Regions from separate parts of the Homo sapiens genome. Here region 1 is linked to region 2. Evidence: chromatin loops called from intact Hi-C (ENCODE). Cell type or tissue: heart left ventricle. All regions are shown on one strand. Links, peaks and the distances in the headings refer to the core of each region. The heading gives the core; the rest is flanking DNA. Region 1 overlaps CCDC90B-AS1 (CCDC90B antisense RNA 1). Region 2 overlaps DLG2 (discs large MAGUK scaffold protein 2).

Region 1 (15,518 bases), core at 4,438-12,437, 500 kb after region 2:
GTCACTGGGAACAACACAGATAGAACTGGAGATCATTACATTAAGCAAAATAAGCCAGGCACAGAAACTTTGCAAGTTCTCACTTATTTGTGGGAGCTAAAAAAAAAATTAAAACAATTGAACTCATGGTGATAGAGAGTAGAATGATGGTTACTAGAGGCTGGGAAGGGCAGTGGTGGTTGGGAGAAGTGGGGATGGTAAATGGATACAAATATATAGTTTGATATAATGGATAAGATGTAGTATTTGATAGCACAACAGGGTAACTGCAGTGTAAAATAATTTGTTATATATTTTTAAATACCTAAAGAATACAATTGGATTGTTTGTAATACAAAGGATAAATGTTTGAGGGGATGGATACCCCATTTACCCTGATGTGATTACTATGCATGGTATGCCTCTATCAAAATATCTCATGTACCCCATAAATATACACATCTCTTATGTACCCACAAAAATTAAAAATTAAAGAATTTTAAGATAGAAGTTCCAATGTTCAGTAGTAGATTAGGGTGACTGTTATCAGCAACAATGTATTGCATGTTTCAAAGTAGCTTGATGAGAGGACTTGAAATATTCTCAACAAATAGAAATAATAAATGCTTAGAGTGATGAATAACCCCAATACCCTGACTTGATTACACATTCTGTAACAAATACTCACATGTACACCATAAATGTGTATAATATTGTATATCAATAAACACATCAAAGGGAAAACTTATAAGGCAAAGTCCAGTATAGTGCTCATCACTTAGCAAACACCCAATAAAGGTTTGCAATGACCTTTTCACTTGTTTGTAAACGTCTCCTTCTAGAACTAAGCTTCTTTTGGGGAATAACTGTTTGGCTTACCTTGTGCCTTGCAAAGTACTTGGCATATAAGAGACATCTAATAAAGATATTTCAAATGAACGAGCACTTCAGCCATTAAATTTGATCATCTCAACCTCACATATGCTCCCCATTCTTCTTATACCGAAATATTCAATTAGGTAGAAAAGTTCTCCTTGGCATGGACTAGTCTTCTACTTTTTTGTGTTCTTTTTTCTACCTATCCCCACCCATCTTAGGGAGTAGCACGGTATCACGTACATAGGAATACAATTATTATTGTGGATGAAATGATGAATAGGTTATACACTTGTGCATTCTTTTCTCTGAATCAGAGCTTTCTCATGTCAAAACTTATCCCTGACCCTTGCATCATGAACTGTGGAAAACCAGGCTGAGAGAGTCTATCCAACTAGGTCAACTCTGCCCAGGAGAGATGAAATGACTGTCTCTTGTGATTAACCTATACACATCTCAAGAAGGCATGCACTCATACTCTCCAGGAGGATTATATTTCATCTTGATGATCAGATGAAGGATGAGGACAGGAAGAGTCCGAGGGAGGAAAGCCACGGCTAAAGAAGAGATACATGCACCTTGGGGCTAAAATGAAGCCATAGCTAACCAGGGTGAATTAACGCAAAGGAAGTTGCAGCTTCATCTAGAGCCAAAAAGCAATAGCTTACCTTGAACCCAGAAACACTATTACATCTTGAGCAAGCAGCACCAGGAAGGTGATAAGCCCTTTACATGGTCTTTTATCAGAGTTCTGGGTTTCCTGGCCCTATTTACAGCTAAAGTCCTGGACTCCCTCAGCTTATTCCCACCTTTGCTCCTTACTTCTCTATTCTTTCTGCTTGTATCTTATCTTTTGAGGTCCAAGGTCAACTCTCCAGACAAACATGACTTCTCCAATGTGATCCTCAGCCCCTCTCTTGGAAATGGTTTTATAGGATAAGCAGTGTAGCAGAATGGAAAGAGTAGGAGAGCTTTGGGGTAATCAGACGAGCACTTAAATTCCACTCACAAGCTGTCACCTTGGATAAGCATCTTAACCTCCAAAGCCTCTGTTTCTTAATGAGCTTAATAATATCTACCCCATAGGGTAGTTTTGTGTATCAAATGAGATAAAAAAGAGTAGTTGCGATAATCAGCATCATTAACCCTCTTTCTTTATTGGCATCTGTCCTGAGGTAAACACCTTTCCTATCTGGCTTCAGTCCTGGAGAGTCAACGCTACTTTTCCAGGTACCCCTGGTGAGGAATAAATTCGACAGAAAAGTTCTCTGTTTGGGTTATTGTTGGTTCCTTAAAAACCACCTTGCTGTTCACAAGAGAGCTTTTAAAACTTGAGCACTTACTATATACACACACCTCAATGAACATGCCCATCTACTGTAAGGTTCTTGAATGTAAGATAAGGTGCTCTGCCCTAGAATAGTGGATGAGAAGGAAGTCCCCACCTTTCCAGACAAGGCTGAAAGCTTAGGAAAGTCACACAGATTGACAGAGATCCAATAGCTGCTGTCTCCCTCCTGTTTAAAGCACAGTCTGGAGAGTCTGACGCAGCTACCCAGGTTTCTGGTGCTAACTCACAGTCCCTGAGAAAATCAGCACCCTGGGGCACATTAATCATTCCCTTTCACAGAGATAAAATATTTTCTCTACTGATCCTGAACAGGGAGCTTGCCTAGAAATGATCTGCATTCTAAGGTGACTCCTTTTAATCTTCTTGTCTCATGGAAATGTCTTTCCATCCAGGGTTCTGCCTGCATCCTGGCACTTCTCCTCATAATTTACCATGGTACTATAGTATTCAGAGATCTCAGAAGTTATGTAATTTAACCCCAAATTTGTACATAGAAAGAAACTGAAGCTCAGAGAGGGGATAAGGCATGGACAAGAGGCAGAGCAGTCAGAGCCAGACTCAAGTCCAGATACTTGTCCAGCTGCCTGTCCCACCAGACAAAGGGCAATCATGCATTGCCAGTACCGCCAATACCACACCTTAGAAACAAGCTGCTGTTAAGAAACTAGGCTTCGCCTCTCCCTCTTCCTCTCCCCCTCCCTCTCCCCTCTCCCCTCTCCCCTCTTCCTCTCCCCTCTTCCCTCTCCCTCTCCCCACGGTCTCCCTCTCCCTCTCTTTCCACGGTCTCCCTCTGATGCCGAGCCGAAGCTGGACTGTACTGCTGCCATCTCGGCTCACTCCAACCTCCCTGCCTGATTCTCCTGCCTCAGCCTGCCGAGTGCCTGCGATTGCAGGCGCGCGCCGCCACGCCTGACTGGTTTTCGTATTTTTTTGGTGGAGACGAGGTTTCGCTGTGTTGGCCAGGCTGGTCTCCAGCTCCTAACCGCGAGTGATCCACCAGCCTTGGCCTCCCGAGGTGCCGGGATTGCAGACGGAGTCTGGTTCACTCAGTGCTCAATGGTGCCCAGGCTGGAGTGCAGTGGCGTGATCTCGGCTCGCTACAACCTCCACCTCCCAGCCGCCTGCCTTGGCCTCCCAAAGTACCGAGATTGCAGCCTCTGCCCGGCCGCCACCCCATCTGGGAAGTGAGGAGCGTCTCTGCCTGGCCGCCCATCGTCTGGGACGTGAGGAGCCCCTCTGCTTGGCTGCCCAGTCTGGAAAGTGAGGAGCGTCTCTGCCCGGCGCCATACCATCTAGGAAGTGAGGAGCGCCTCTTCCCGGCCGCCATCCCATCTAGGAAGTGAGGAGCGTCTCTGCCCGGCCTCCCATCGTCTGAGATGGGGGGAGCGCCTCTGCCCTGCCGCCCCGGCTGGGATGTGAGGAGCGCCTCTACCCGGCTGCGACCCCGTCTGGGAGGTGAGGAGCGTCTCTGCCCGGCCGCCCCGTCTGAGAGGAGACCCTCCGCCTGGCAACCGCCCCGTCTGAGAAGTGAGGAGCCCCTCCGCCCGGCAGCCACCCCGTCTGGGAAGTGAGGAGCGTCTCTGCCCGGCAGCCGCCCCGTCCGGGAGGTGAGGGGCGTCTCTGCCCCGCCACCCCTACTGGGAAGTGAGGAGCCCCTCTGCCCGGCCAGCCGCCCCGTCCGGGAGGGAGGTGGGGGGGGGTCAGCCCCCCGCCCGGCCAGCCGCCCCATCCGGGAGGTGAGGGGCGCCTCTGCCCGGCCGCCCCTACTGGGAAGTGAGGAGCCCCTCTCCCGGCCAGCCGCCCCGCCTGGGAGGGAGGTGGGGGGGTCAGCCCCCCGCCCGGCCAGCCAACCCGTCCGGGAGGGAGGTGGCGGGGTCAGCCCCCCGCCCGGCCAGCCGACCCGTCCGGGAGGTGAGGGGCGCCTCTGCCCGGCCGCCCCTACTGGGAAGTGAGGAGCCCCTCTGCCCAGCCAGCCGCCTCGTCCGGGAAGGAGGTGGGGCGGTCAGCCCCCCGCCCGGCCAGCCGCCCCATCTGGGAGGGAGGTGGGGGGATCAGCCCCCCGCCCGGCCAGCAGCCCCATCCGGGAGGGAGGTGGGGGGGTCAGCCCCCCGCCCAGCTAGCCGACCCTTCCGGGAGGTGAGGGGCGCCTCTGCCCGGCCGCCCCTACTGGGAAGTGAGGAGCCCCTCTGCCCAGCCAGCTGCCTCATCCGGGAAGGAGGTGGGGGGGTCAGCCCCCCACCCGGCCAGCCGCCCCATCCGGGAGGGAGGTGGGGGGGTCAGCCCTCCGCCCGGCCAGCCGCCCCGTCCGGGAGGGAGGTGGGGGGATCAGCCCCCCGCCTGGCCAGCCGACCCGTCCGGGAGGTGAGGGGCGCCTCTGCCCAGCCGCCCCTACTGGGAAGTGAGGAGCCCGTCTGCCCGGCCACCACCCCGTCTGGGAGGTGTACCCAGCAGCTCATTGAGAACGGGCCATGATGACAATGGCGGTTTTGTGGAGTAGAAAGGGGGGAAAGGTGGGGAAAAGATTGAGAAATCGGATGGTTGCCGTGTCTGTGTAGAGAGAGGTAGACATGGGAGACTTTTCATTTTGCTCTGTACTAAGAAAAATTCTTATCCTGTTGATCTGTGACCTTACCCCCAACCCTGTGCTCTCTGAAACATGTGCTGTGTCCACTCAGGGTTAAATGTATTAAGGGCGGTGCAAGATGTGCTTTGTTAAACAGATGCTTGAAGGCAGCATGCTCGTTAAGAGTCATCACCACTCCCTAATCTCAAGTACCCAGGGACACAAACACTGCGGAAGGCTGCAGGGTCCTCTGCCTAGGAAAACCAGAGACCTTTGTTCACTTGTTTATCTGCTGACCTTCCCTCCACTATTGTCCTATGACCCTGCCAAATCCCCCTCTGCGAGAAACACCCAAGAATGAACAATAAAAAAAAAAAAAAAAATTTCAGGCCAGGTGCAGTGGCTCATGCCTGTAATCCCAGCACTTTGGAAGACTGAGGTGGGCAGATCACCTGAGGTGAGGAGTTCGAGACCAGCCTGGCCAACATGGTGAAACCCTGTCTTTACTAAAAATACAAAAAAAAACTGGCTGAGTATGGCGCACACCTATATTCCCAGCTACTCAGGAGGCTGAAGCACGAGAATTGCTTGAAGCTGGGAGGTGGAGGTTGCAGTGAGCTAAGATCACCCCACTGCACTCCAGCCTGGGTGACAGAGTGAGGTTCCATCTCTAAATAAATAAATAAATAAATACTACAACAACAACAACAAAAAGAAACTAGGCTTCAAGGATCTCTTTCTTTTTCTTTTTCTCTTTTTTTTTTTTTTTTTTTTGAGACGGGGTCTCGCTCTGTCACCCAGGCTGGAGTGCAGTGGTGCAATCTTGCCTCACTGCAAGCTCCGCCTCCCGGGCTCACACCATTCTCCTGCCTCAGCCTCCCGAGTGGCTGGGACTACAGGCGCCCACCACCACGCCCAGCTAATTTTTTGTATTTTTAGTAGAGACGGGGTTTCACTGTGTTACCCAGGATGGTCTCAATCTCCTGACCTCGTGATCCACCCACCTCGGCCTCTCAAAATGCTGGAATTACAGGCGTGAGCCACCGCGCCCGGCCAAGGATCTCTTTCTTATATGCTATGTCATCCTGAGCAGGTTACTTCTCCTCGCTCCTCAAAGGATGGTCCCCAGACCGGCAGCCTCGACAGCACCTAGGAGCTTGTTGGAACTGCAGAATCTCAAGACCTACCCCAGACCTGCTTTTAACAAGACCCTCAGATTATATAAGTTTGAGGAGCACTGACTTAAATTATCTGAGCTTCTATTTCTTCATCTGTTAAAGGGAATAATAGTGTCTGCCTTAAGAGTTTGTTCCCAAAAAATTGACAATAAGGTAACTTGCAAGCAGTAAGATACCTTTATTTGAAAGCTCAGAGAATTGTTTCAAGGAAGTTTAAAACTCAGACATAGCAATAGTAAAGAAAATCTCTGTATACTGCTTCAATTTAATTCAAATATCTTATAACTTAAGATAATGATTAAAGCAGGAGCTAGAAACTAATTCAAATTACGAGGCAATATATACTTGTTGGCTCTTGGATGAGACTGCCTGGGTGTGTGCTTTTTTTTTTTTTTTTTGACAGAGTCTTGCTCTGTCACCTAGGCTGGAGTACAGTGGCACGATCTCAGCTCACTGCAACCTCCGCCTCCTGGGTTCAAGCGATTCTCCTGCTTCAGCCTCCCAAGTAGCTGGGATTACAGGTATGCACCACCACACCAGGCTAATTTTTGTATTTTTAGTACAGACAAGGTTTCACCATACTGGCCAGGCTGGTCTTGAACCTCTGACCTCATGATCCTCCCGCCTCGGCCTCCCAAAGTGCTGGGATTACAGATGTGAGCCACTGTGCCCAGCCTGTTCATTTACTAGAAAGGTAAGCTTGAACAAGCTTTTACCTTCACCAACCTCTGTTTCTACACCTGTAAATTGAAGCTAATAATGCATCATGTGGTAGTAATGCATCATCTCAGGGAGATAATCAGTAAAGTACTTAGCACGGGGCCTGGCACATAGTATATATTCCCACCATCATTGTAATCATCATCATCATTGACAATCATGTCGATGTCACTCAACAACTGCAAATTGGGAAGGTTTCCACATAGGAAATTTTGGGAAGGCTTCCTCATCAAGAAACCATTCCACTTGGGACATCTTCTTGATGAGAGACAGGACAGGAACTTCTCCTTCTAATGTGAATAATCAACTGCAGCCTTCATTTTCCTCCTGTGAAGACATGTTTATGAGTGGCAAGTAAATTCAGCTTTCTCCTATTTAAGCCAGACTTCTTTAACTCCTTACTACTTCCCTTTAGCCTCCTAAATAAAATTTTATATTTGTCATAGGTTTTTGTAGGGAAGAGCTCAAGATACTTACACATAGCCTGACAAATGTCCCTTTCTCCTCCTCCAACTGCACACAAATAATGGCATTTCAGCAACTGAACAGCTATGTTCAGCTCACAATTACTAACTAGACTTTGACCAAGTTTTCATGCAATCTGAAATGTGAATTCTCCATGAGGGCTTTGCAGAATACTAGGATTCTAACTCCCTAACTTATCCCACTGCCCCCAAAATTATACTAATTAAGCTGCCTCCATCTTTCATATCAGAATAAGTTCCAGAAAAGGAGATTCAATTCAGCTCACATTTTAGTGTAAGCACTATGTTAGCTCAGTGCAATCCTTAGAAATAAAGCCTAGAGACCTTTGATAACTAGTAAATGATACCTGAGTGACCTTGGTAACTTGCCCAAAGTCACACAATTGGTCAGAAAAGATGACGCCCAGGTCTTAAAAAGTACTAACTTTGCAGAGTCCAGTGTCTCCCAATTCCAAACACCATGTTTGTTCTTCCCAGTGTTTAACCTAACCTCTCCTGCTTTGGTCTCAGCCTATCTATCCACTCTTATTTTGCCACTGACATAGAAATTTTTAGTGATTCCTTTTTAAATCTCACTCACCTTGCCCTTCATATAGATATCATCTAGGGGAAAATAAGTCCAACCCCATTGGCCCCAGAGTTCACTACCTTTGACTGAGAGGAGGTGAACCAAGGTGTGGTATGTTTATTCCCTTAAGAGTTGGGGTAAAGAAAGGGGCATCCTGTGAATTGTGAGGATCCTGACATGATAATCTAGATATCTGTCTCTGAGCAACAGAGAGCATAGGGAGTAATTACAGGCTCTTGCTTTTGTACTGAGCTCAACAATTTTCAAAGCATATCCACATCCTGTTGAGCCTTCCAACCATCCCATGAGGAGGGCAGAGCAGGAATTATGATTAATGAGGCTCAGAAAAGGCTAAATGATTTTTCCAAAGTCACAAAGCTAGTGAGCAGTCAGGCTGGGACCAGAGCCTAAGCCAGGGCTTTCTCTCACACACATTGGAAAAGAAAGCTCAGGATGGATCATCCCTTAAGCTATTATTAGAAATTCTCTGATCATCAGCTGATGCTTTAATGGGGCTGAGCTAGTGGTCAGCTGTGAATAAGAATGGTACACAAATCCACCACCATGAGGAAGCCTGGGGAGGGGTAGGATAGAGAAAAGGGGAGAAGAGGAGGGTTCCAAGGACAAACATCTTAAACTCCAATCCACTTTTTTATCAAAGACTAGATCTGACAGTGCCAAACCAACCCATTTGCAAGCTTTCTCTCCCTTGGTTCCTAGACTAGGTGCTCCTGGGGAACAAGAGCTTTGCATCTCCAGTGGTCCGTGCCTTCCTGGGCACAGGGTAAAATCTCATATAGATTTGATGAATGAATGGATAAACGAATGAATCACTATGTGTCCACACTAACTCCAGGTTTTGTCTTTCACAAGGCTTCCTGCACGCACCTTGGTTCCACCCCTCCCCAACCCTGCATCCTCTCCAATGTCTAACCCAGGTCAGTGTCAGGGCTCCAAATCAAGAAGAGAATTATAATCTAATAAAGGTCTGAGCCTGGCCCAGCACAGAGCACAATCCCCTGTCATACTGAAACAGCAGTTTTCAGTTAAGACAATCCAAGCAGTTCTATTGCTCATTCCCTTCCGGCACATCAGATTGACATTTCTCCCAGCAGGGGGATTTCTTGTTTCAAAACAAAACAGAATCAATACAGTTTTATTAGCCATCCAATGTAATAAACTTGCCCCCAGATGACAGCCTCTAGGTCCAAATCTGACCAATCCAAGATGAGTCTGAGATACCAAAGGAATGCATCCAAACAGTCTCCAATTCCTCCGCCCTCCCCTCTCTCTCCTGAGCACCATCAGCCTGATCTTGTTCTTTATCACATCTGCCTGACCTTCTGCACAGTCTCTTAATCATTCTCCTGGGCTCCAGGCTCTCTGCTCTCCAGCCTTTCCTCCATCTCATCTGAAATTTTTCCTCCTCTCTATGGCATTTGAGGTCCTTCCTAATGTGACCCACCCCTCCTGACTGATTTCTCTCTACTCCTCCCAATCAAACTACAGATCAACAGAAGCACTCCCCAGAGAGCACATGAATTCCCTATCAGGAGTTCTCATGCTGAGAACTCCTCATTTTTCAAGGCCCACTTACTCTGGGAAGCCTCCTTCGAAGGACCCCAAAAAGGAAGTTACTCTCTTTCCCATGATCTCTTAGTATTTTATTCATATCCTAATACCTGGCACATTATCATAATTTTGGTTTACAGGCATACTTCATTTAATTGCACTTTGCTTTACTGAACTTCACAGATACTGTGTTTTTTTACAAATTGAAGGTTTATGGCAGCCCCATGTTGAGCAAGTCTATCAGTGCCATTTTTTCTGACAGCATATGTTCACTACGTGTCTGTGTCATATTTTGGTAATTCTCGCAATATTTCAAACTTTGTCATTATTATTATGTTTGTCATGATGATCTGTGATAAGTGATCTTTGATGCTACTACTGTAATTGTTTTGGGGTGCTATGAATTGCACCAATATAAGACAGCAAACTTAGTTGATAAATGTTGTGTGTGTTCTAACTGCTCCACTGACCAGCCATTCCTCCAACTCTTTCCCTCTCCTTGGGCCTCCCTATTCCCTGAGAAATAGCAATATTAAAATTAGGCTAATTAATATCCCCACAATGACCTCTAGTGTTCAAGTGAAAGGAAAAGTAGCACATCTCTCACTTTAAATCAAAAGCTAGGAATGATTAAGCTTAGTGAGGAAGGCATGTTGGAAGCCAAGATAAGTGGAAAGCCAAGCTTCTTACACCAGTTAGCCAAGTTGTGAAAGCAAAGGAAAAGTTCTTGAAGGAAATTAAAAGTGCTGCTCCAGTGAATACACAAATGATGAGAAAGCAAAACAACCTTATCACTGATATGAAGAAAATTTTAGTGATCTGGATAGAAAATCAAACCAGCCACAACATTCCCTTAAGCCAAAGCCTCATCCAGTACAATGCCCTAACTCTCTTCAGTTCTATGAAGGCTGAGAAAGATGAGGAAACTGCAAAAGTATAAAGCTAGCAGAGGTTGGTTCATGAGGTTAAAGGAAAGAAGTTGTCTCCAGAACATAAAAGTGCAAGGTGAAGTAGCAAGTTCTGATGTAAAAGCTATGAAAATTTATCCAGAAGATCTAGCTAAGATCATTGATGACAGTGGCCACACTAAACAATAGATTTTCAACATAGATAAAATAGCCTTCCATTGGAAGAAGATGCCATTTGGGATTTTCATAGCTAGAGAAGTTATTGCCTAGCTTCAAAGCTTCAAAGGACAGACTGACTCTCAAGGGCTAATGCAGCTGGTGATTTTAAGTTGAAGCCAGTGCTCATTTACCATTCTGAAAATCCTAGGACCCTTAAGAATTATGTAAAATCTACTCTGCCTGTGCTCTAGAAATGAAAAAACAAAGCCTGGATGACAGCACATCTGTTTACAGCATGGTTTACTGCATATTTTAAGCCCACTGTTGAGACCTACTGCTCAGAAAAAAAGATTTCTTTCAAAATATTACTGCAGGCCAAGCATGGTGGCTCACACCTGTAATTCCAGCACTTTGGGAGGCCAAGGCAGGTGGATCACTTGAGGTAAGGAGTTCAAGACTAGGCTGGCCAACATGATGAAATCCCATCTCTACTGAAAATACAAAAAAAAATTAGCCAGGTGTGACGGTGCATGCCTGTAATACCAGCTACTAGGGAGGCTGAGGCAGGAGAATCACTTGAACCTGGGAGGCGGAGGTTGCAGTAAGCTGAGATTGCATCACTGCATGCCAGCCTGGATGACAAAGCGAGACTCCATCTCAAAAATATATATGTATTACTTCTCACTGACAATGCACTTGGCCACTCAAGAGCTCTGATGGAGATATACAAGGAGATTAATGCTGCCTTCATGCCTGCTAACATAACACTCATTCTGCAACCCATGAATCAAGGAGCCATTTCCATTTTCAAGTCTTATTATTTCAGAAATATATCTCCTAATGCCAAAGCTGCCATAGATAGTGATTCCTCTGATGGATTGGAGCAAAGTAAATTGAAAACGTTGTAGAAAGTTTTCACCACTCTAGATGCCATTAAGAACATTTGTGATTCATGGCAGGAAGTAAAAATATCAACACTAACTGGAGTTTGGAAGAAGTTGGTTCCAATCCTCATGGATGACTTTGAAGGGTTAAGCGGAGCCCAGGTTGGACACAGTGGCTCATGCCTGTAATCCCAGCACTTTTTGGGGTGGATCACTTGAGCCCAGGAGCTCAAGATCAGCCTGGGCAACATGGCAAAACTCCATCTCTATAAAAAATACAAAAATTAGCTGGACATGGTGGCATGTGCCTGTAGTCCCAGCTACTCAAGAGGCTAAGGTGGGAGGATTGCTTGAGCTCAGGAGGCAAAAGCTGCAGTGAGCCATGATCGTGCCACTGCACTCCAGCCTGCGCGACAGAGTAAGACTGTTTCAAAAAGAACTGGAGAGCTGTGACTAAATTGCAGCAATCTCATGGTAAAACTTGAATGGATGAGGAGTTGGAGTTGCTTCTCATGGATGAACAAAGAAAGTGATTTCTTGAGATGGAATCTACTTCTGGTGAAGATGCTGTGAATATTGTTGAAACAACAATATTAATAAAGCAATAGAAAGCTTTGAGAGAATTGACTTCAGTTTTGAAAAAAGTTCTGCTGTGGTTAAAATAGTACCAGACAGCATCATGTGCTACAAAGAAATCTTTCAGCGAAAGGAAGGTTCAATTGATGTGGCAAACTTCATTTTTGTATTTTATTTTACTATTTTATTTTATTTTATTTTACTTTATTTTATTTTATTTTACTTTATTTTATTTTATTTTATTTTATCTTATTTTATTTTATTTTATTTTATTTTATTTTATTTTATTTTATTTTATTTTATTTTGTTTTATATTTTGAGGCAGGATCTCACTCTGCCATCCAGGCTGGAGTGCAGTGGCACAACCTTGAATTCCTGGGCTCAAGCAACCCTTCCATCCTACCCTCCCTAGTAGATGGTAGTATAGGCATGCACCACCACACTCAGCTAATTTCTTTTTATTTTCTGTAGACACACGGTCTCACTATGTTGCCCAGGCTGGTCTTAAACTCCTGGCCTCAAAAGATTCTCCCACCTCAGCCTCCCAAAGTGCTGGGATTTACAGGTATGAGGCAATATACCCAGCCTGTTGTCTTATTTTAAGAAATTGCCACAACCACTCCAACCTTCAGCAACCACCACGCTGATCAGTCAGCAGCCACCAAAATCGAGACAAGACCCTCCACCAGCAAAAAGATTACAAGTAGCTGATGGTTTGGATATCATTAGCATTTTTTTAGCAAATAAAGTACTTTTAAGGTATGTACTTTTGTAGATATAATGCTTTGCACACTTAATAGAGTTTATAAGGTAAACATAACTTCTATATGAACTGGGAAACCAAAACATTCTTTTTACTCACTTTATTGTGTTAGTCTGGAACTAAACCACATTATTTCTGAGCTATGGCTGTACTTGTCTCTTCCCCTACTCAAAAACTCCTCTAAGGAAAGAAGTTGTCTCCAGAACAAAAAAGTATAAGATGAAGGAGCAAGTTCTGGTGTAGAAGCTGCAGCAATTCATCCAGATGATCTGCGATTATTGATAATGGTAGCCACACAAAACAACAAATTTTCCATGGAGATTAAATAGCCTTCTATTGGAAGAAGATGCCATCCAGGACTTTTGTAGCTAGAGAAGAGAGTACAATGCCTAACTTCAAGGCTTCATAGGACACACACTGTAGGCTAGGTTTGGAGTACTATTCAACCTTCAGACATTCTTGAACACCCCATGCCTACCATAGTATCTGTACCAAGCACACAAAGTATATTGAGCTTCACTGAAAGAGGTTATTGAAGGTTGTCAAAATGTCAGGCAATTCACATATTGCATACTGGTAAGGGCTCTTGAAAGTTAAAGAACACCTACCTAAGAGTATGTAAATTATTAAAACATTTTAGAGGGCAATATAGCAATACATTCCAACATTTTAAATATGCAAACTCTTTGACTCAGCCATTCCATTTCTAGGGATTCTTCCTATAGACATTCTTACGTACATGCACTAAGAAGTATCTAAAAGGATGTGCAGTACAGCTTTGTTTTGTTTATAATAACAAAAAAAGAATACAAAGTATCCATTAATAGGAGCACCAGTTAAATGAATAATGTTATGCCTATACCCTGTAATACTATTGAGTTATTAAGAATGAAATAGAATTCTATGTACAAACTTGGGAAAATGTCCAAGACATAATGATAAGTGAGAAAATTAAGCTGCAACACACTGGAAAGAAAGTGCACCAATCCGTTAACAATATCATCTTCAGGGTAAGGAATTAGAGAATAATTTTATTCTGAACTCTATACATTTTCATACCTTTTTATTTCTAAGGAAGCAATACATTTATAATAAAAAAAAATGCATTTTCTTAAAAAGTAGAAGCCCACCCTCCACTACACCCCCAGCTTCCCTTTTGGATGCAGTGGAAGATAAGCACTGGGCTGTTCATGGGCTGGAAAAGCTAGAATCTTCTTTTCTCCAGGTGCTCCATGAGAGAGGCATAGCTCTGATGGCTGCTCCCTCCCAGCTGCCAATCACGCCCTCTCTTCCTCTGATAATTCTACTGTAGGATTGGGGGAGAGCATAGAACAGGATAGGCAGGAGAGGGGCAGGTAGGTAGGAGAGCTCTGACATCAAAAGCTGCCTCTGCCTGTCTTTCCCCTCAGGTCTGCCTTGTCAAGCCCAAAATTAGAAGGGAAATGAACTGTAGCTAAATCAGCTAACTGAACCAAGAAACAGCCCTCTACCTTCACTTCCAGTGACATCAATCCAGTGATCCTGGACAGGGTCCCCCAGCAGTAGAGAGTTCTGCAGACACACAGGCTGACCTGTCCAGGTACTGCCTGTAGGAGGCAGATAGGGACACAGCTACTTGAAAAGGAAAGGACAGAAACAACTGAATGAATTCCATGAATTGGTAAATTGCCTAATCTAATTTTTCTCTTTGGATAAGTGTCCTTTGTCTCTGCTTCAGATGGTGGAAAGGCACACAAGAGTGAGGCTGCTGCCAGCTTTCTTCTAATGACATGCCGGGACCCACGCCTGTTATTACCAATATTCTAGAATCTGAGGAAAGGGCATTATGCCAGATAAGCCTCTCCCTCCCTCCCACTGTGTAAGCTTTAGAATCTGAACTGGACTGAGCGGGCCTGAAGTATACACTTCTGGTAAATAAAAATAATGCTAATATTATATTATTAGCTCTAGTAATGCTATCATTATTAGTTAGGTAATAGCTCAATAAATACCACCTTCTTACTCTGTGTCAAATGCTGTGCCAAGTGCTTTGTATGCATTATCTCACTTTAAAACAATCGCGTGGTAAGTACGATTATTATCCCACTTTTAAAAATGAGAACACTAATCCTCTATTAAATAACTTCCACAACATCACTCAACTAGTAAGAAGCAACACTAAGACTGGTTTAGTTCCATTCTTAACCATGAAACTGTGGTGGTTTGTAGAGTGGAATCTTGGCATTCATGAGGAATACGCCAAAATGAAACCAAAATACCTACTAAGAAAACAAACTTACCTCCCTCTTAAAATTTTGTAAAACTGCAGGAAAAGATATTTTGAAAAAAATAATAAACCAATTAACATGAGAGGCATTGGGTACATTGGGTAAATACCCAGACACCAGAGTCAGACTACCTAGGTTCAAATCTCAGCTCTCTACCATCTACCAGCTATGTGACCTTAGCAAACTGTTTAAACCTCTGAGCCTCAGTGTCTTCATTTTCAAAATGGGTTGTTTTGGCCGGGCGTGTTGGCTCACACCTGTAATCCCAGCACTTTGGGAGGCTGAGGCAGGCGGATCACTTGAGGTCAGGAGATCGTGACCAGCCTGGCCAATATGGTGAAACCCCATCTGTACTAAAAATACAAAAATTAGCTGGGCGTGGTGGCACACACCTGTATAATCCCAGCTACTTGGAGGCTGAGGTGGAGGTTGCGGTGAGCTGAGATTGCAACACTGCACTCCATCCTGGGTGACAGAGCAAGACTCAGTCTCAAAAAAGAAAAGGATTGTTTTGAGGGTTAGAAGAGTTAATATAGTAAGTGTATTTGTTTCCTATTCCTTCTATAACAAATTACCACAAACTTATTGGCTTAAAACAACACTAATTTATTATCTTACAGTTCTGGAGGTCAGAGGTCCCAAATGGGTCTTACTGGGCTAAAGTCAAGG
Region 2 (15,518 bases), core at 4,674-12,673:
GAGCCAACCTATTGCCTGGTTTTCCAGTTTAAGTGTCGGTTGGTTGGAAGAGAGAAATCCTGGATGAATAACTTACCAGAGAATAACTAAATATGGATCAGTAGATAGGATCCCAGGGGTAGCATTTTTCACTGGAAAAAGCTGTTCCTATACTACATATTTGCTGTGCTTTTCAAATGTCGGGGCTCACTTGCTCATCAGTGAATCAGTAAAAAAGGAAATATTCCCTTCCTCAGTTGTCAGGCCCACAGTATTTTCTGCCCCAGGAACAACTATCTCCAGGGAATATTTTCATTTGAAACATCCATTTTCTTGCCCTGAAAGCCATAAAAGATGAGACAAATCACTCTGAAAGCAGGTACCAAGGTCTGGACTTTTCAGCCTGAACCATAGTTTACCTTGTTACATATGAAATGCTTAGGTATCGTCATTCTAATAATGTGGCTGATAGCATTGATAATAATTGGTTGTTTCTGAATAGTACTTTTGATTTATGGAGCAATTTAAAATTTTTATTCTTATGGCAACCTTGAGACAGGCAGGGGATGGTATTATTATAATAACAACTTTTTATGAAGAAACCAAGCCTCAGAGATGCTTAGTAGAGAATACAAAGTGATAATGTTAGATGGAAACCTGACTATTTAGCTGCTCTTTTCTTATACTTTTTTTCAGTTATTTTCATAAACTGGCCTATGAACCTATTGTTCCCGTAAGACAATAAATAATATGTAGTGACTGGGATTATTTCCTAAAAATCCACAAGATGGCAGTAAAAGATTTTGCATTGAACTGGAGACACTAGTGGAATGTGGCCTTTTGCCCAGTTTTCATACTAGTGATTGTATTTGATCACAGTATTAAAACTGGTTATCATAATGATAGCTTTTTAAAATATAACTCAATGAATTCAAGTGGAATTCAAACCTGAAAGTAACATTTGTGACTTTGTTTATTATTATTATTATTATTGTGAGGGTCCTGTATTTAAACATAAGAAACCACTAGGAATCAGCTGGGAGCTCTGATAGCCAAGATTTCTTGAGAAAGCTCAAAATGAGAAATGTTACTCCTTCTTCAACGTTGGACTGACCTATAATTCTCCTGCTTGAAGGGGAGAAATAGAGGGGTCAGGAAAAGGTCAATAGTTAATCTTCCTTATAATTTGATTTCTTGTTATTTCTCTATGTTCAGAATCTTTCCTGGAGGGAAACTTTCCTGATGGACCAATGTTGCTGTAAAACATATTCCAGGAACATTTATTGCCTATATCTCTCAGGTTTTGTGTGTAACATAAACTATACTAAGCTATGGGTAGTTTTTCATGTACTTTTATTATTCTACTCTCAGATTTATGATAGAATTAAGAAGAATGAAGACTATATTTTTCTTTTCTTTTTCTTTTCTTTTTCTTTTCTTCTTTTTTTTTTTTTTTTTTTTTTTGAGATAGAGTCTTGCTCTGTCTCCCAGGCTGGAGTATAGTGGCATGATCTTGGATCACTGCAACCTCAGCCTCCCAGGTCCAAGCAATTCTCCTGCCTCAGCCTCCCAGTTAGCTGGGGTTACAGGCATGTACCACAATGCCCAGCTAGTTTTTGTATTTTCAGTAGAGATGGGGTTTCACCATGTTGGCCAGGCTGGTCTCGAACTCCTGACCTCAGGTGATCCACCTGCCTCAGCCTCCCAAAGTGCTGGGATTACAGGTGTGAGCCACTACACCTGGCCTACATTTTTCTTTCATTTGGCGGAGGGTCTGCCTCCATGCTGAGCGGGAACTCCCTTTGTTGATGGGGCTCGTGATCATCATCAGGCACATATAGACCTGAGTCAGTAGACTCTGTAATTGAGAACATCAGAAAAAATCACACTGTTTCTGTTTCTAACATAAAGGCAAGCAAGTGTTCCTTAGCATCTCCTTTGTGTGTAGCAGACAGGACTTATGCCTCAAAAAGATGGCAGTGGATTTGCATAAACATGTAAAAACTTAAAAATGAACGTCAGGTATCTCTGGTTTTAAAGTCCTTTGGGCAGTCTCTTATGCTACCCAAATTTATCTTTCCCCTTTTCCTGACTTTTCTTCTCTAATGTCTTTTTACGTTCATATTCATAGTCATTTCTTATGACAAAGAGTACAACCTTAATTTTTGCTTGCTTGTCAGAGATTCTCTTTTCACCTTGGGTGGCTCACCATCTTTCCCTGAAGGAAAAAATATATATAGCTTTCATACCCTTACTAACATAGATTTAAACCTCCTGTCAGGAAATAAGATATTCCACTCCATTCCTCTGTTTATTCATGTATCCTCTCATCCCTGTCTACAACGAACTTGATAGGGGCTTCTGTGTTTATGTCACCTTGCTATGTGGAATGTAATGATGACTAAGCCATGTGTCATGTCCTTGGGATGCTTATAGTCTAACAGAAGTAATAAGCAGGTCCACCCCGAATTATACTATAAGAAAAGTACAGTGAGGCAAGGGAGTTCCATAGAAAAGGCAAAACCTCACCAGGTATTCTGAGGAGGATTCATGTTTTCCTTGGTAATGGAAAGACCTTCCCAGATCCTCACTGCAAGTCTAAGATAAACGATTTTTTCATCAGGCCACAAAGGAAGAACATGAAGTCCAATGCAGAAGTTTTGAAAAGCAGGAGTGCTCAAGAATTATCAACAGCCCAGACCAACAAGACACCAGATGCAGGAGACTATTTGGCCTCTGAATAAACGGGATGAGGAGTTTAAGCACTGGGCTAGGCTAGGAAAAGCAAATAGCTCCCAGGAGCAACAATTCAGTTACTCAGGACAACCTGAACAAACTCCTGATCTTCTCACTCCTCTGTAAAGTGAAAAGACGGAGACTCAGGATCTTTAAAGGCCCTTCCAGCTCCAATATGCTAGGAATGTATGTGTTTGAGAGAACTTTGTGTGATAAAAAGGATGCACTGAAGGGTTTTTGAACAATTAATTTTTTATTAGTTATGACTAAACGTATGTTAGTTATGAATAAAGACTTCCCTTTATTTTATTTATTTATTTTTTAATTAGAGACAGGGTCTCACTGCTGCTAGATTGTGCAGTAGCACAATCATAGCTCACTAAACCTTTGAGCTCCTGGGCTCACGCAATCCTCTCACCTCAACTTCTCAAATAGCTAGGACTATGAACATGCATCACCATACACAGCTAATTTTTAAAATATTTCTAAGATACTGGGTCTCACCATGTTGCCCAGGCTGTTTTTCAACTCTTGGCCTCAAGCAGTCCTCCCACCTCAGCCTCTCAAAGCACTGGGATCACAGGTGTGAACCACCTCACCCAGCCTAAGACTTCCCTTTAAATAATAAAAGTTTTAAAATCAGAAATTAAAATTAAAGGCATACATTCATACTTTTTTCAGAGTCCATTGGTTATAACTTAACCATCCAAATAAAGTCTCAATTCCTCGATATAGCTTCTCTTAACTTGTCCAGCCATATCTCTAAAAGTCAGTCTTTTCTCTGTCATGTAACTATATCTGACATTGTATCCTCTCCTGAAAACTTTCCCCACCCCACCTTCTTCTGAATAACTCTTCTATTCTATTCATCCTTCAAATCTTAGATTGTTATATTCTCTAAATGCCTTCTCTTGCCATTCCCACTTCACCTTCCAAAAACACACAGAAGCACCTCCAAGTTAGGTACCCCTCTTAATGTGCTTTGTATATCCCATACTCTTCCTATGACAGCACTTACCATGTTAATTTTTAAAGACATGTTTAGTACTCCATTTTCCTTACTCTATTGTAAGCCAGGACAATGCTTGTCTTGTTTACCTGACATATAATATATCTTATAAATATATAATGAATGAATGAAGCTAGATTACTATTTTAAGTCAGTAGATTCTGAGTAAAGATCTAGTAAAATAAATGCATGGCCAACAATGCATGGGCAGTATACACCTGTATTGCGCAGGACACAATGTTAGGTACTGTCCCTATAGGCTGATTATTTAAAGGTTTCCAGCTGACAGGAATGTGTGTAACCTAACCAAACTTGAAGAATATTTATAAGATATTGTGTCTGACATCTCAAAAATCAAAATGAGAAACAAACAAAATGTAGTTATATCTTTTGTATAGCAACCACTAGAGGGCAATGAAAGCAAACGTTGAACATCCTTTGGGGGAAAGGAATTGTAAAATGTTTTCTGATTGAAATCTGGGCATATAATCTTATGTTTGGGATAGTTATAGGACCTGTAGGCTGTGGTTTCTGTGATTATGGGTTTAGTAGTTATAATTACCTTTCTAGTGTGGAATTCAAACCTAGATTCTCTGTGATAATAACATCACCTTACACTGCATGTATTATCTCATATGAACCTCCTGTAGCACTACCAGGGAATATACTATTTTCCCATTTTCCAGTGAAAAAAAACTGAGGTTCAGAGGCATTAAGCTAGTAAGTAGCCATAAGGTAGCAAAATATTGACACAAATCCTATAAATACTTATTAACTACTTACATTTACCAGGCATACAAAATTCTCTGCTAAGACAGACAGTCTGGGAAAATACAGGTTCCAAAATTAATTGTACCAGTTTAGAATGGAGACATATGGCAACAGCTCCTTAAAAGAAGATCTTGTGGTTTTAGGTAGCCATCTGATGATGCTGCCAATAGGCTAATAGGCTGGAGCCTATTTACGGAAATGTAGTCCTGGAATGTGGGAAGGAGACATCCTTCTGTCTCCACACTGGTTAGACTCTATCTAAGCTATATGTTCCACTCTAGTTGCTGCATTTTTATAAAGATATCAAGAAGCCACAGAATAGGATTAAGGTTCCTGGACATGATATATTAGAGGGTGAAGGGCAAAGTGAAATGTCCCAAAGAAGGAGAGAGAAAGAGAGGGAATTAGACACAGTGATGCTTAAGCTATAGGCTCAGGAGCCAGAGTGGGTCCGACTTGGCATACCTACTAAAAACAGGAAATGAGTAATTCCAGAGATCTGGGTTGGCCTCTTATCCATGTCAGATATTGAAGAGAATACTTGTTTGTATTCTCCAGGATTCACACAGAGCTAAAGAAGAAGCCTTTTTACTGCTTTAATCTGAGCAGACATCAGAAGCACTTTCCAGAGGCCCCCATGAGGCCTGTGTGCAGGGAGCTAAGCATGGCCTTGCTTGGTAACTGCAATAGCTGAAGTAAAGTGAAAGGCACTGAACATTCAAACAGGTTCTTTCGGCTTGCCCCAGCAAGCTCAACCTGCAGCTTGCCCACCACTTTCTTCCATTCTCTGCTCCATCCACCTCTTGTGTGTGTATCCCCAAGGTGGGCTGCAGGAGTTCTGTGGTCCAGCTGGAGCGTAGGCACTATGGGAGTAAATTTTCTTGGCCCCAGGATAAATCTGTGTCACCAACAGAGAACGCACATCACAGGGTCAGCTGGCCCTTAACCAACCTTCCCACCTCTGGTTACGTGATGGTAACTATCCAGAATGAATTTATTGAGAATTTTGCTTCAGAGGAGGTTATTCACCACAGTAAGGTCTCCATTATAAGAACTGGATCAGTTAGCATGGCCCGTGCAATCACCATGTTATTAAAAGACTTGAGGGATGAAGTTGCCTTTGTAGCTGTTGATAATGGTGAATTGAAGGGTGTGAGACAATGGATCTTAAACATGGCAGTCTTTTCCTAAAACTGCCAGATAGTGCTTCCAGCAAAGATTATCTCATCTCTGCAAACTCCAACCTAGTGATTATCACATCAGGTGCATGCCAGGAAAAAGGTGAAACACTTTAATTTAGTCAGTCTAAATGTGGCCATCGTTAAATTAATGATGTCTAATATTACTCAATATAGTCCTGCTGCAAATTGATAGTTTCCAGTCCAGTGGATATCTTAATTTATGTAGCTTAGAAATTGAGTACATTTTTCAAAACCCATATTATTGGAAATGGCTGTAATCTGGACACTGCCCATTTCCATTTCTTGACTGTGCAAGTGCTTGGAATCCACTCTGGAAGCTGCCATGGGTGGATCTTTGGAGAGCATGGGGACTCAAGTGTTCCTGTGTGGAGTGGAGTGAACATTGCTGGTGTCCCTCTGAAGGATCTAAACTCAGATAAAGGAATTGATCAAGATCTAGAGCAAGGGGGAAAATGTCCACAAAGAAGTGATTGCCAGTGCTTATGAAATTATGAAAATGAAAGGTTATACTTCTTGGGCCATTGGCCCATCTGTAACAGATTGAACAGAAAGCATTTTAGAGAATCCTAGGAGAGCGCATTCAGTTTCCACATAATTAAGGGCCTCTATGGAATGAATGATGTATTCTTCAGTGTTCCTCGTATCTGAGAGAGAATGGTCTTGCAGACCTTACACAGGTAAAGCTGACCCTTGAAGATGTGGCCCATTTGTAAAGGAGCACAGAAACACTTTGGGAATTCAGAAGAAGCTCAAGCTTTAAAGTTGTGTAAAGCTATCATTCTGAAATTATAGAAGAAGAGAAATAGCAGTTTTGGGATTATATATAAACCTTTTGAATAAACTTGAATTCCTAAAAATAGGAAATAGGAAAGGGAGTAGAGTAACGGCCCTGTTTATTTAGCCTCTATCGCTTTTATTATTAGCATCCAGATGCTGAATGATACTTATTTTTTACAATTCCTAAGCGATTGCATCAAAGAAGGTGTTTTTGATACGTCTGATGTGCCAGTACTTGCCTTGTATGTATATGCACTTGCCATTTGGTCCAAAAGAATGTATGATCTAGGTGTTTATTGTTTTATAGAAATCCTGATTCTTTTAAATACGTTCTAATATTTTTTTGGTCTGATGGGCTTATATTATACTCATTTACATACTCTTTTTAGAAGTCATTACTTTCTCTACAATGTAAAAATAAAAGTGCACATAAAGAAAAAAAAGTGAGTCTGCATCCTGACTCTGTTGTTTGTAATTGTGAATTTCGGCAATTTATTTAACTTCTCTGTGCCTCAGTTTTCTTATCAATAAAATGATGACTGTGTCTACGTATAGGGCTGTTATGAGGAGAAATTGATAATACATGTGGTGTTTAGTGTAACATTTCGCACCTGGAAGGATTTGATAAATGTTGGCTGTTATTTTTGTTGTTGTTGCTGCTGCTGCTGTTGTTTTTGTTGATAAAGCACTTGCAAGACCATTCTGCAGAAATGAAGGTAGACTTATTTGTGTTGCCCTAGAAAATGCCATTAGAACCAAAAGAGGCATCATCTAAAAGCAAGAGTTCGTAACAGGTTTAGTTTTAAATACTAAACCATGTATCGCCTAACTGATCTTGAACAAGTCACTCAACCTTACTCAGTCTCCATTTTCTGATGTTACTGAGGACTTAATGTGTCTGTTCACTGTGCTAAGCACTGTGGGTGGAGTGAAAAGGCCTTGTGTCACTGCATTGTAGTTACTCAAGCAGGAGCCAGCTGACCATCTGCAGGCATTTAGAGGGCTTGGGAGAAAGCATTCCTGCAAAGGATGGAATTTTTTTATCAAATCTCAGAGGATCCTATAAACAATCTTTGTTTCTGCTCTTGAAAATGTTGGAAATGAAATTTGTTCTCACTTTGAAATTGTCTTCCTCTGATACGGCACGAGGCTGGTCCTCAAATGGACTTGCATTCAAAAGTATTTCCCTTGAAGTAGTACCTGCCTTTTGAGGGTAACTGGATTCCTTTATTTCTCAAAGGTTAAGAAGATGAAAAAGTATGGCTTTGGAACCAGCAAGAGGCTTGAACCCTGCTTTACTATCAACTAGATGTGCAAACTTTGGACAAGTACTTAGCTTCCCCAAACTGAGTCTTCTTATTTATAAAATGGAGCCAATGACTCCTGCTTCAAAGGATTGTTATGGGGGTTAAATGTGCCAAGGGGTATAGAGCACCCATCATGGTGCCTGACACAAAGCAAGTGGTCCTGCCTTCTTTGACAGTGCCACCAACAGTCCCAGTGCTCAAGGCTCTAAGAATGAGCTTCAACTCTAAGAGGAATGGGCATTGGCCTTCTGGTCATCATCCCATCTCCTCAACTCTGTAACATTGTGCAACTCCTGCCAGATAAAAGCTGACCTCAAGTACATTTCCCACAATTCTGGTCCCTCCTCACACTCTATGGTACCTAGGGGTCTAGTGTCCTCATGCTCTTTCTTGTCTGTCCTTCAGTGAAAGAAATCAGATGAAGGAGTTCACACTGAGGTTGAATGTTAGGAAACAGGCAAAGCATTATTTTAACTAACTATATCGAGATTTTCACAGTATATCTACTAAGTTTAAGACCAAAACAGTGAATCTCAAATGGTGGGATTATAGGATTCCCAGTAAACCTTATGAGGAAAGAATTTCAGAAACATCATAAGTGCTTCATAGGATTATTCATTTATACATCTCAAAAATGGCTACATAAGGCTGTGATCTTCTTCATACCAAACCCAAGTCTTATTTTTATTGATTTCAGTACATGACATGACACAGCCCCTGGCACATTGTAGATGTTCAATAAATGTGGACTAGATAGTCTTGAGGCCATATCAGATGGACAAATATATTTCTTAGCCCATCTATTACTGTTAAACACAACCACAAACCATCTATAAAACACTTGGGATGGGAGAGTTGGAAGACATAGAAGTATTTTGCTTTAGTGTTAAGGATAGAGGAAATAACAGTTCTTCTAGAAAATGCCCTGTAACTGGGGAGAATTTCATAGGAGAAGTAGGATTTGAATTGAGCTTCCCAAGGCAAGGGTGGCAGCATGACATGTGGCTACGAAGAAGAGTGTTTCCAGCTCAGTAGACAGATGGAAGTTCAAAAGCTACTAGTAAAGGGTGTTGATGACAAGTTCTAGGTAGAAGCTAGCTTGTTTTGAAAACCTGAACCCCAGCATACATATTCTTGTCTTCATTTTAGTTTCCTTGGAACACTTTAAACACTTCTCCCACATTTTTCTCTCACACTTCTACACACTCCCAGTCCTCAGTCTCTGCCACATATACAGCAGGGGAAAAAATAGGGCTCTCTTTCTCTTTCTCTCTGTTATACTAGTTTCCTCTAATCTTTTGCTCAGTAATATATCACAGAACAACTTTCAGCTCATTAGCTGACAACTCCAATGTTGTTCTTTTAGAATGGTCAAAGATTTACTCTTTTCCCTGATAGCCAACAATACATAAGACTTTAATGTCCCTTTTCACATTTCCTGAGGCTAAAATTTTCACAACATTTAACTCAAATTTAAACTTCCTAAAACTATTTTGGGAAAAAGAACCAGGAAGATTTATTTTAACATTATTTTTCTTAATCAAAACAGCAAATGTCGTGAATTTTACACACTAAACATACTTTTTAGTGAGGAAATACTCTTCTAGAAAAAAATTGAAATTGTACATGCTATTTACATTAAAAAGTAGAAATTAAAATTTTCTTTTAGTGATATTAATAATGTTATTAGGCTGAACCATATGAAGTTGCCATTTCTGTAGGTCAAGTTGAATATTGTCAATTTTGTGTGGTTCAACCTAATACAGACTCTTGCATAGAGGTTACAGCCATAGATTATACTAAGAAAAGAGTCTTCAAAGAATTTAGTCCAGAAAAAATGAATTTATTGGTTTACTGATTTGAAAAGGGTGCTTAAACAAAGCAGAAGTATTCTTCAATTTCCCATAGTAAAAGCAAAAGCTACCATTCATTGAGTGGGTTTTCATCTGCATCACCTTATTCAGTTCTCAATATAACTCTGCAACCATTTTGAAGTAGATATTCCTATCATCACTTAATAGATGTACAGAGTCAAAATTCCAATCCTGAGTCTGCTGGACAAAACCCACACTCTTTCCCTTCTATTACACTACCTCAGAGATTTAACACAGAAGATAAACCACTTCTCCAAAATACAATACCAGTTAGCGTCAGGACTTGGAGTTATGGGTACATATTGAGTTATTTGCATAGAAAGCTTGACTTTCTACAGTTAGGTCTTTGAGAAAAAATTCTATAAAGTAGGAGATCATCTTATATATACTGAGCTCCTCAAGAACAGAGGCTATCTAAATAATCTTTGAATCCATGGGACATGGCACAGAACCTATTGTAAATCATAAATAAACATAGTAAATCACAAATAAATGTTTCTAGAATAAATGAGTAAACAAAAGAATGACTTTTGCATGGGAAAAGGCAGAATAGGTTCATAGCTCTTTGCAGAATCAAACATCTTACAGTATGTAGGTATTTTAAAACCACAAGATAGAATCACAGAATCATAACTCCGAATGGAATACCAGAGTTCCTCTTGTACAATATTTGTTTGTTTGTTGTTTATTTAATAAACAAAGGAACTAAAGTACAAAATTCCAAAGCTAAATGATGACACAAGCCAGAGCCAAATCTACCAAGCCTTCTTGAAAATATACCTATCCCTGGATTTTTCTTCCTTTAGGAACATAAATGTGCTAAGGTATTATCTACTCATCAATAATTACCAAAATTATTTATATTTTTATACACAGCATATATACATGTATACATACACACACACACATAAACAATTGCAGCACAATTTACTTTCTTTAGGGAAATACTTGTTTTTATTGCACACAGCATTTGATAAATATCAACATTAGCCAGGAACTTATAGGTGTGAGAAAGAAGGCAGCTAAATACAAGTTTTTTTGGTTGAAAATCACACCCATTCACTAATCCTCAGGTGGACTTGTTCTCAGGAAGAATAATTTACATTGTCAAACACTCACAAGCCTGAAAAAGAAAGAAAAGAAGGGTGAATTTGTATTCATACAACAGATACCTTCACACACTTTATCCTGGAAAACACATTGTAGTTTATACAATTTGTTGGTGAGTGATTTATGCTTTTTATGCATAGTTATTTGCTTAGTCTCCTATTCATCCAAAAATCCATACTTTTTCCTGGTTTACCTGACTTTCTCATTATGCATAACTTTGAAGAGAAGCAATATTTAGCAATGATGCATTCTCTGCAAATGGATGGCATGCATGCATCTGTCTTCTAATATAATATTCATGGTTTTCACATCTCCAAATGTGAATTTTCCCCTTAGTGCTTCTTCAACCCGTATTTTGTATCTTAGGGCCATACAAAAATTGAAACATTTCAGTACTTATTTCATACTTTTAAGAGGGAAGAAAATATTGGCAAAGGATGGGTAAGAAATGGAGGTTACAATGCAGATGATATAAACCTTGAGCTACATACATACCCAAAAGCCCAAAGTTGAGCTATTGTTGACTGACTGGTTCTAGGCAAGGACTAAGGGTCAGTTCAGGAGCAAATATAGAATTTAGAACATTCAGTTTATAATGATGGTGTTAAGAAGGGGGTTGAACATTCACTTGGTTCTTTGATATGTAGCAGGTCTCTATAGTAGACAGGAACAAGTGGATTTTGAAGAAGCTCCAGAGACCTATAAATCCTAAGGAGTTTCTCCAGAAGCCCTACATGGAAAAACCCTAACTTGAGGCTTGTCCTTGACTTAGAGTCACAGAGCATTATGTATAAGCAACACAGCCTAAGATAGCATTTCCAAATGCTAGCACAGATAATTTTGCTATTTTAGTTTTCAGGAGCAAGCTCCTCTGGCTTGCCTGTATTTGACAGCTAACCCAGTGTTTTAGTTGTATTGATGGTGGAATGAGAAAGATTTATTTTTATAAGTCTAATTATGAGACTTTCACAGCACATCAGTTTGGACTTCAAAAGGATAACACAATTCCAGAAATTAGGTGGTAAACAGCCAGTCATAGGCTGTCTTCCCAATAAAGCACGATAAATCAACCAGAGAAGAGAAGAGAGGATGCAGCAGGAAAGTAGAGGCAGATCACTCAGAGGGAGGTGGTAAGAAAAAGCAAGTGAGACCAGCTGCAGGAGGAGGAAATAGACACAGCCCAGCCGCAGAGGAAAGGTAAGGAAGGAAGAAGTGAAGGGAATCTAGTCACAGATGCAGAGAGACAGATCAGGAGAGGATCACAGAGGTGAGACCCTGCAGGGGAGAATGGGAGGAAAGGGTGAGGGTATAATAGAGAGGAAAAAAAATGAGAATCAAGGGACCACACCTTTACAGTGCAGTGTGCAGTGTATGGTGTACGGTGTACAGTGCAGTGTACATGGCAACTTTTCCAGGTGGTAGGAGTTTGACAAAAGAGAAAACAATGCAACAGGAAACTGCATGCAATGCAAACTTGGAAAGGGAAAAGATAGAGGATGATGATTTAAAGAATGCAGAATTATATGTCTGGGTTTCATGGAACTCCTCGTGCCAAGAACAGCAAGGGCTAGTCACATATATTTTATTCTGTTGCTGGCAACTGTTAGTGCAGTGAATGGAGTTTGAGAGTTCCAGGTCCTCTGTTTCAGGCAGCCTCCAGTGCTTCTTCCCCTTCTGGATGACTGCTGCCCTTGTGCTTACTGACTTAATGCCTCTTGGTCTCACAAGATGTGGCAGAGCCCACCGCTGATCAGAACCTGCAGCCAGCCTCTCACAGAACTGGCCCCAATATAGGCTGAAGCATAATTCAAGGAAGGAGCTGGGTGAGAAGGCACTGAACTTGGCCACAGGAATATTAAAAGGGTTTGACGTTAAAATGCTCTGGGAGATTGTTGTGCTCTCTAATACCCAAAGTGGCAGAGCTGTTGAGGAAAGCTGGTCCCTGCACTGACCAAGCTTGCCCTAAAGAAACAGGGAAACAGCCTGTAGACACCAAGACTACAGTATGCCTGGAGGGGGCTGTTTACTGAGATGGAAAAGCAAAGTGGCCCATTGTGATGACCGGCACGAGGCTGCTGTTAGAAGGCATGTGATATTATGGGGAAGGGAATGTGTATGCGTGGGGAGCAGAAGTAGATTTGGAAGCACATAGCAACATTGATGACTGTCAAAGATAGGAGTGTTACCTGCAGACCTAAGGCTGGAGACAGCAGGTATTATAAGAGAAGAGGGAAGATTAAGTAGGGGAGAAAGGACACAGTGTGTGCACCACACAGACCGTATCTCTTATGTTAGCTCTGCTACTTTCGAAGCATCTAATCTTTCTGTGCCTCAGTTTTCCCATCTTAAAGTTGACCTCAGCAAAGTTCTTGGGAGGATTAACAATAACAAGCCTAACACAATACCCTCTTGTTCAGTATTCAGTAACTAGTATTATCTTTATTAGTGATCTCCTTCCACAGTTAAATTCTTGGTCACAAACAGTTTGAAAGTCAATTGCCTTGATTTCTTCTCCCTTTATTCCCTCTCTCCTTTTCTTTTCTGTTCTCCTGATTCGCTTTTCCCCTCCTTCCTATTATTTACTGAGCATTCACTTTGTGCTAGGAACTGAACGAATGCAGTGGAACTTTATTTCTTGATGTTTTTATCTACTGAATGGATTGTGGCTTTGCAGCTCCGTTCACATCTGAAGCTCTGGCAACTAACCATGGAAACTCACACCTTGCTGGAGAGTTGTTTTCTGCAGGGAGCAGCAATTCTATGTGCTAAATTGGGAGGCTGGAAAGAGAGAATTGGTTAGTAATTAGAAAAGATATAAATTACTGAAAATACCTCCCTGCCTGTGTAAATGGAAAATTTTTCTGATGCTTATAATATCCACTTGGGACTGATAGTGAAAGATTCAGCACAGCCTTGACTGCTTTTATGAAGTCTTGATATATGCTTCAGAGAACAAAGGAAAGTGATGAAGGAGAGATGATTCCAGACGATGGTCACTCTTTCTCACTCCTTATTGTATGGAGTTTGTCTTTTCAGGAGAGTTTTGAAATGATTCTGTTGCTGCTTCTAGTTTTCCCAAATGTCTAGAAGCATTTTTTGAAATCAGTAATGCTTGGAGTTAAGGCTGTATTTATGTGGTCTGCCTAATACTTCCCACAAAAGTCCACATTCAAGATGGCAGCTCCAGTATAGAGAATTATGCCTTTCAAGGTGGCAAAGTTGGTTGCCACCTTCTAGGGTCCTGCTTGTCTGCTATATTATTCTCCTCGCTTATACTTTCTTTTCTAGTTTACATCGTTTTCACTATTAGACACTGAAATTGGCCATGAAATCCTTGGTGAGCTGATTAATAATTCCTCTTTAGAGGAACAGGAGTCTTTGTGAACCTTAAGGCTTCTTCAGAGTTGAGGAAGAGATTCATCAAGCACGTAAAGCTGTAGTCACCCTCAGTAATAATGTATGAGGACATCGATTTGTGCCACATCCTGGGAAAACAAGAAGCCTGAAACAGTGGCTGGGACTGCCCTCGTGGGGCTTACAGTCTAGTTATTGATATTTATTCATTAAAAAGGTAAATAGAAAAAGAAAGCAAATCACAGAACATCGTGTGTTATTATGGGATCATTCTTTAAAACAATGACTATATATGGAGGTAAACATGAATGTTTTTCCACTCACATATATTCACTCACTGACAGGAACCAGGCACTATCCTAGACATTGGGAATGTAGCTGGGGATATGTAAATATGTGTAGAGAAAGTGTATAGAGTTAATTTGTCTAGTTTATTATCAGTGGTTACCTGAAGGTTAAGATAGAAAGATGTTCACAGTTTACTTGCTGTTTTTTTGTATTGTTTTAGTTGTTTAAAATGAGCTTGCATTACTGCTCACCTGAAAAATAATAATAAAAGAGTAAAGAAGGACCAAAATTCATGTAATGCTGCCAGGTTGTGGGGCTGATGGCCAAGTAAGTGTCACGGACCATCATGATTACAGGAGGTCTGGGAAGATAGAACCTGACCTGGACAAGGGAGAAGGCCAAGACTTCAAAGAATCCAGGAAAACAGGAAGTAAAACAAGGAGGAGGAAGTTAGGCCCAAGGGAATAACATTAGGCTAGGGATGGACATGAAGCTTCTAGCAGCAGCAGAGGGTTTGCTTAGGAGAGGAGGCGTGTAATGTAGGACATTGAACTCTAGCATTCTCATCTGGACTCTACTACAAATACACTGAGTGACCTTGGAAAATAACTTCATTCTCTGTGCCTCACTTTTTCCACCAATGATATGGGAGGACTAGACAGAATCCACTCTAACGTTCCCTCATATCAGAGAAGTATCTGGTCTTAAAAAGACTAGAGAGGGTTGTGGTAAAAGCTGCATTGTGAAAGGGCTTAAATATAGGGCTAAGAAATTTGCACATAATTTACAAGCAGTTAGGAACACAGATGAATATGAGCATCTGTGGCATGTATAAAATGTGAAAGGCAGTATTTAAAGAAAAGTAGAGTGGTTGTGATATACAAGATGACTATCAAGGTATTGAGAGTAGACAAAAGGGAGAGGGAGGATGGGAGAGAGACAGAGATTAGAGGAAAAGCTAACATCAATTAGAAGTCTACCACATGGTAATGAGATATAATATCATGCTATATCAAAAAACCAAATATATGATATATCAAAAAGAACAATATTATATATCAAAAACATTCTAATATGATATATAAAAAATTATGTCATGATATATCAAAAA

What was found. A loop is a pair of places that touch in the nucleus more often than their neighbours do. Peaks named below come from ENCODE experiments on the same cell type or tissue, not always from the same donor. Only the 100,000 strongest peaks of a DNase experiment are listed, where the experiment ranks them.
Region 1: a loop joins it to region 2, with 6 times the contacts of the local background. A loop is called at or near these places in 3 of 110 quality-filtered maps.

Annotation. Positions count from the first base shown.
Region 1 is chr11:83,305,253-83,320,770 of GRCh38, reverse strand. All of the region lies in intron 1 of CCDC90B-AS1 (CCDC90B antisense RNA 1), which reads right to left. LOC105369420 (a long non-coding RNA gene) reads right to left here and starts at 15,013. Exons shown (of 2, transcript XR_950379.2): 1 at 14,073-15,013; 2 at 13,629-13,888. In heart left ventricle, for the core only: no CTCF peak of the experiment used is centred there; no DNase peak of the experiment used is centred there.
Region 2 is chr11:83,805,395-83,820,912 of GRCh38, reverse strand. The region is part of intron 17 of DLG2 (discs large MAGUK scaffold protein 2); the gene reads left to right. It also overlaps the pseudogene LDHAL6DP. Among named protein-coding and RNA genes, the nearest start is that of DLG2-AS2, 180 kb to the right of the region's middle. In heart left ventricle, for the core only: no CTCF peak of the experiment used is centred there; no DNase peak of the experiment used is centred there.